Linked DNA regions of Homo sapiens: region 1 is linked to region 2. Evidence: chromatin contacts called from ENCODE Hi-C or POLR2A ChIA-PET data. All regions are on one chromosome and are shown on one strand. Each heading gives the region's core, a stretch centred on a gene start or an enhancer-like site at or near the end of the contact. The rest is flanking DNA. Distances are from core to core; before and after follow the strand shown.

Region 1 (2,700 bases), core at 6-2,505, 130 kb before region 2:
AAACCCAAAGTCTATATGCCCCTCTTTCGCAGCTCAGGGAGGATGTCTCGAGCCCGGGCGTGTTGTACCCACAGGTATCTTACTTACATCTGCTCACTGTGCCATGTCAGCACCGCCTGTTCCAAAGGCAGATTCAATGTTGCTTAGGCCGGCCAGGCACGGTGGCTCACACCTGTAATCCCAGCACTTTGGGAGGCCGAGGTGGGTGGATCACTTGAGGTCAGGAATTTGAGACCAGCCTGGCCAACATGGTGAAACCCTGTCTCCACTAAAAATACAAAAATTAGCCAGGCGTGGTGGCACATGCCTGCAATCCCAGCTACTCTGGAGGCTGAGGCAGGACAATCTCTTGAACCCGGGATGCAGAGGTTGCAGTGAGCCGAGATTGCACCATTGCACTCCAGCCTGGGCAGTAAGAGCAAAACTCCATCTCATAAAAAATAAAAATTAAAAAAAAGATTGCTTAAGGCCTGTCTGCCTCTCTTTCAAAGGGGAAATCCCTCAGCTTCTTTAAATAAATTCAATCCTGCCAACTAGAGATGAGGGTTGATTAGATGAGATTGGGGGAAGAAGCCCTCCTTCTCAATGAGTGGTCCAGAAACCAGCAGCATGGGCACCCCATGGGAGTGGTCAGAAATGCCGACACCGAGGGCCCTGAACTGCTGAGTCAGGCTCTTCTAATGATCCCTAAGTGGTCTGCACACACATCATGCCTTGGAGAAGCCCTGCTGTGAGGCACCCACGCAGATCCAGACACTCACTGACCATGGTGGGAGGTGGCACCTATTTTATTTTTATGATGAGAGGGAACCTCAAACTCTACTGTGATGTAAGTGGTCTCAAAGGCCCTTTGAAGTCACCATTTTATCTAAATCAGAAATAGGAAAAAAATAAGAAATGGCCAGCTTAGAAAGACTCAAATTCTTTTGCGGGGGGAAAAACCAGGAAGAAAGAAAAGAAAAATACATTGTTTCCTTGGCCATCTGTGTGAAGAAATAACAAAACCACCGTTGACATACCAGCAGGAAAGAACACTGGAGAGCTTCACTTGACAGAATTATTACAAACGCCTCTTCCTGGTTCAGGGGGAAAAAAAATTCCAAATAGGTTTGTGATATTTTTTTCCCTAGCATGCTTGCAACTCCCAGTAGAGCCAATAACCAGTTTTCAAAACCTTTTGATTCTACTCATCCCCTGGTTAATAATTTCCAGTTTACCCAGCAGGCTACGTAACATCCCCTTTCCTGGGAAAGAATTTCTGTGCCCCGGCTGGCAGTGAACTGGTCCCCTTAGCAGCTGACCTCCTCCTCCAGCCCTGTGGCTGCCTCCTCTCCAACAGGGACCCTCCTGGTGGGTATCCGGAACAGTGCCTTAGTGTTCCGCAAAGGGGAGAGGGAAAAAGAGAGGGCTGTCTCCCAGAAGGGTGAGTCTCTTCTTTAATCATCTGGAGCTGAGAAGAATTTTCTCCCTGTTTCCTGGGAAATAGCTGATAAAGGACATTTTGTCTGCTGCTGTTTATGTATACCTAGGCCGAACAAGTCTCAAAACTCTACCCTCTCCTGCCCCCTCCGGAGCTGGTACTTTGAAAACATAGGACAATAATGAAAGCCAAGAGCAGGCAGCCTGATATGGGCCTGGCACCCCATCTCCTGTTTCCTCCTGCCCGCTGCTGCAGCCGGCTTTATGCCAGCTGCAGCCACCAGGGACAGGTTGGCTTCTCCACCCTTGATGGCCCCGAGAAATATTTCTTTCAGGGCATGGCAGAAGGGGACTTTGGGGAAGGTGGGACCCTCCCTGCAGCCAATAGCACGGGCCCCGTCCCTCCCCCCATGCAAATCTTTGGCCAGCAGCCTTGGTATCACCAAACCTTGCCGAGATAGGGAGTGCCATGAAGGGCTCAGTGAGTTTCTGGCAATCCTCTCCTCTGTTTATCTGAATGGGCCCAAAGGCTGCAAAACAAACCGGCAAACACCAGGGTGTTCCTGAGAGTATAGCTGCACTTCCTGTTTACAGGCTCAGGGTGAGAAGCCCCTGAGACCCATTCTGCCTGTGTCAATTTCTTTCTGCTTCCTCTGAGATCCGTGATGTGGGAGGGCAAAGGGTTTCCCTCCCGCCGCCTGGAAAAATAATATGCAGGCCGGGAACATGAGCTTGCCTGTGAAGGCTGCTCAAAACGACACACTTGCAATTTGGGGTTTGTGACTAAGGTTGATTCGATCCCAGGTCTTCTGGTCCCTCTGGGAGCATCTCAGACCCCGTGAGACAACCCACTTTGGGACTCAAGGGTGGTAGGGAGTGGGGAATGGGAAGGGCACCTGTAGAGGCATAAATTGCTGGGCCCTGCCACCCCACCCATCCTCACACCACTCTCGCCCCACCCAACCTCATCCCACCCTACTCATCACCCCCACCCTCACCCCCACCGTCACCCCACTCCACTTGCTGTGTGTCCCTTGCTTCCCATGCTTCCCTGTCCTGGACCACAGTGAAGCAGCTGGGAATTCCAAGCACAGGGCTTCCTACCTTCAGCACCAGTGGTGACACCAGAGGTGGATTCCAAGAATACCTGAATGACCTACAACACATTCTGTCCAGGCAGGAGGGGTGGTGGCACTGCCTCCAGGAGATGGCCGAGGTATCCGGGGGTTAGGACCCTCTAGTTTGTTGCAGGGATGTCACAGAGCCTTGCTACTGAAAGTG
Region 2 (2,700 bases), core at 162-2,661:
CACCAGTCCCATCATGGGGGCCCCACCCTAATGACCTTATCTAGTCCTAGTTTCCTCCCAAAAGCCCCGTCTCTAATCAACATATGAATTTAGGGATTAAGTTTCCAGCACATGAAATTTGGAAGACACATTCAAACTATAGCACCCAGCAAAAATAAAAGAAAGAAAGAAAACCTGTCTATAACAACACTTTCCCCACAGCTTCATCCTGCCTTGAACACAGATGTGATGTCTGGTTCTATGAGGGCATCTTGTGATTCTGAGAGACAAGCATGAGGGGAGAGGCCAAGGGAATCAGAGTTACTGGCCCCGGCATTAACAAGCTGCTGAACCAAGGCTATCGTCTGTTCATTCTGGACTTTTTGTTATAAATAAGAATAAACTACTGGGCCTTGTTTTTAGTTACTTGCATCCAAAGGCATTTCTAACAGATATAATGTTTATCTATCTCCAAGGAGCAGAGAAGTCCCAGTGGACTTCCAGGTTGCATGTATATTCTGACCTACAAAACTGTCATATAGAATCACTTCCAGTTTCCCAAAGTGTCACAACATCCATACCCCTAAAAAGTGGGTCCAGGAAAATCATTCCACTTTGCACCATTAGAACTCAGCTGACAAATAAAGTGAGGCCAAGTTATTATCTAAAGCAATAAAATAAAATTTCTGCTTCCAGAGCAATCAATGAGGAAGAAATGGTTACATGAGAAAGGGGAGGGGTTGAGTCATAACCAATACTATCCCGAAAAATCCAAGCACATGTGTTTCCCACTAAGAAATTACCACTATGACTGCCAAATTTCCAATTATTCAATTGACCCCAATTCATCTTAATCCGGACTGTTCTTGGTTTGTTTTGCCTTCCCAAGACCCAAATTAACTATTCTATAAGCTTCTTATGAGTAACGACCAAGTCCTAGTTATCTTTGCAGCTCCAGTGCCTAATATGGGACCTGGCACAGATTAGGAGCTCAATCCAGAATAAATGAATGAACGAATGAGAGATTAGGACAGAATATTTCCAAGCCAAAGACTTCAAGCCATCAGTTGGGCTGAAGTAGAAAAAGAAGCTGCATAGCCAAACAGTTGCAACCATGGGTGCTCCAGTAAAGATAACTCAATTCAAATCCTGTGTCTGCACTGTCATACACCAGCTGTGGGGTCTGTTCGAACCACTGGCCTCCACACCTCAGTTTCCCTTCTGTAACATGGGGCAAGTTATGGCACCCTCATCAGACTGGCTATGAGGGTCATAGTCATTTAGTAAGTGTTCACAGAAAGCACTCAGTGAAAGGCAGGTGGTGGTGGTGTTATTATCACAGTATTTCTATTCTGTGTAGACAGCATCAGGATCACAGGGAGGGCTCGTCAAACACAGAGCTCTGGGCCCCACCCCCAGAGTTTCTGATTCAGTAGGTCTAGGGTGGGGCCTGAGAATTTGCATTTCTAACAGGAACCAGGTGATGCTGCTGTTACTATTCTGGGAACTGCACTTTGAAAACCACTGGCCTAACTTATTGCTGTGAGGTCACAGGCAGGCTGTGCTCGACAGAAGGCAGAAAAGGAGAGTAAAGAGAAGGAAGAAAGGTAACACACACACACACACACACACACACACACACACACACACAAACTCAGAATTTCCAGCACAGAGCTTCCCGGCCTGTGCTACCATGGCTAGATACATGTGCGCCCAGAAATGGATCCCTCATCCCTCAGCAGACGCCTGAAGGTAGTTGTACATGCTGTGCACAAAACGAGGGCATCCAGCTTCAGCTTCAAGAGTAGTGGGACTGAAATCCCCAGACAGGATGCCTTTTCCTAATATGCATAAAGCCTCTGAATGTCCAGCCCTTAAGGGGGGTTTCTTTTGGAACAGTGAAGAAAGTGGGGCGATGGGAACTTGGGGCATCTGGCCTGTTGCCTCTGGCCCCTAACAGGCTCGACTATTTACCCTGGGACACCATACAAGTATGGTCATTTCCTAGATGTACTCTGACCTAAAAAATTTGGTGAATTGCACAGTCCAGTACTGCAGCCACTAGGAACATGCAGCTACTCCAATTTGAGATGGCCCATAAGTTTAAGATATATGCCAGATTGCTAAAATTTAGAACAAAAACAAGAAACTCACTCCTAATTTGTTTTCTGTTGATTACATGTTGAAATGTCAATATTTTACATATATTTAATATGCTACTAAAGGGATTTTACCAGTTTCTTTTTACTTTTTTTTTTTTTTTTGAGATGGAGTCTTGCTCTGTTGCTCAGGCTGGAGTGCAATAGTGTGATCTCGGCTCACTGCAACCTCCGCCTCCCGGGTTCAAGCAATCCTCTTGCCTCATCCTCCTGAGTAGCTGAGATTACAGGCGCGTGCCACCATGCCCAGATAATTTTTGTATTTTTAGTAGAGATGAGGTTTCACCATGTTGGTCAGGCTGGTCTCGAACTCCTGACCTCGTGATCCGCCTGCCGCAGCCTCCCAAAGTGCTAGGATTACAGGTGCGCCTGGCCTCTTTTTACTTTTTTAATGTAGCTGCTAGAAAATGTAAAATTACATACGTGACTTGCATTATATGTATGGACGATGCCACCCTAGGAAGCTGACATTTTCCAGAAATCATCAGTGGCCTGATCTGTCAGCAGGTGTGTGTGTGTGGGTGTGTATGTGTGTGGGGGTGTGGGTGAGCCATTGAGGGGA

Evidence for each region. Hi-C counts contacts between places; a loop is a spot of excess contacts on that map. ChIA-PET counts read pairs that join two places held with the same protein, here RNA polymerase II (POLR2A). Pooled maps may share reads with other maps.
Region 1: a loop to region 2 is called in a map of B cell, with 2.6 times the contacts of the local background. The contact joins the promoter of LINC01942 here to the enhancer-like site in region 2. A Hi-C loop is called at or near these places in 3 of 168 maps with a recorded cell type or tissue (B cell, GM12878 and HepG2), 32 of 37 single-sample maps with no recorded cell type and 7 of 50 pooled maps. POLR2A ChIA-PET finds 5 or more read pairs at or near these places in 4 of 52 experiments (GM12878, H1, HepG2 and 1 more).

What each region holds. Positions count from the first base shown.
Region 1 is chr5:173,688,204-173,690,903 of GRCh38, forward strand. LINC01942 (long intergenic non-protein coding RNA 1942) reads left to right here and starts at 1,256. Exons shown (of 3, transcript NR_146727.1): 1 at 1,256-1,350. RefSeq lists enhancers at 1,892-1,971, 2,072-2,121.
Region 2 is chr5:173,819,845-173,822,544 of GRCh38, forward strand. No RefSeq gene overlaps it. Among named protein-coding and RNA genes, the nearest start is that of LINC01485, 30 kb to the left of the region's middle. RefSeq lists a cis regulatory region at 2,578-2,700. Within about 2 kb of position 1,412, at least 6 of the 41 ENCODE cell types and tissues checked have a DNase peak (open chromatin) inside an H3K27ac peak, as active enhancers do; they include B cell, GM12878 and OCI-LY7, where a contact is called at or near this core.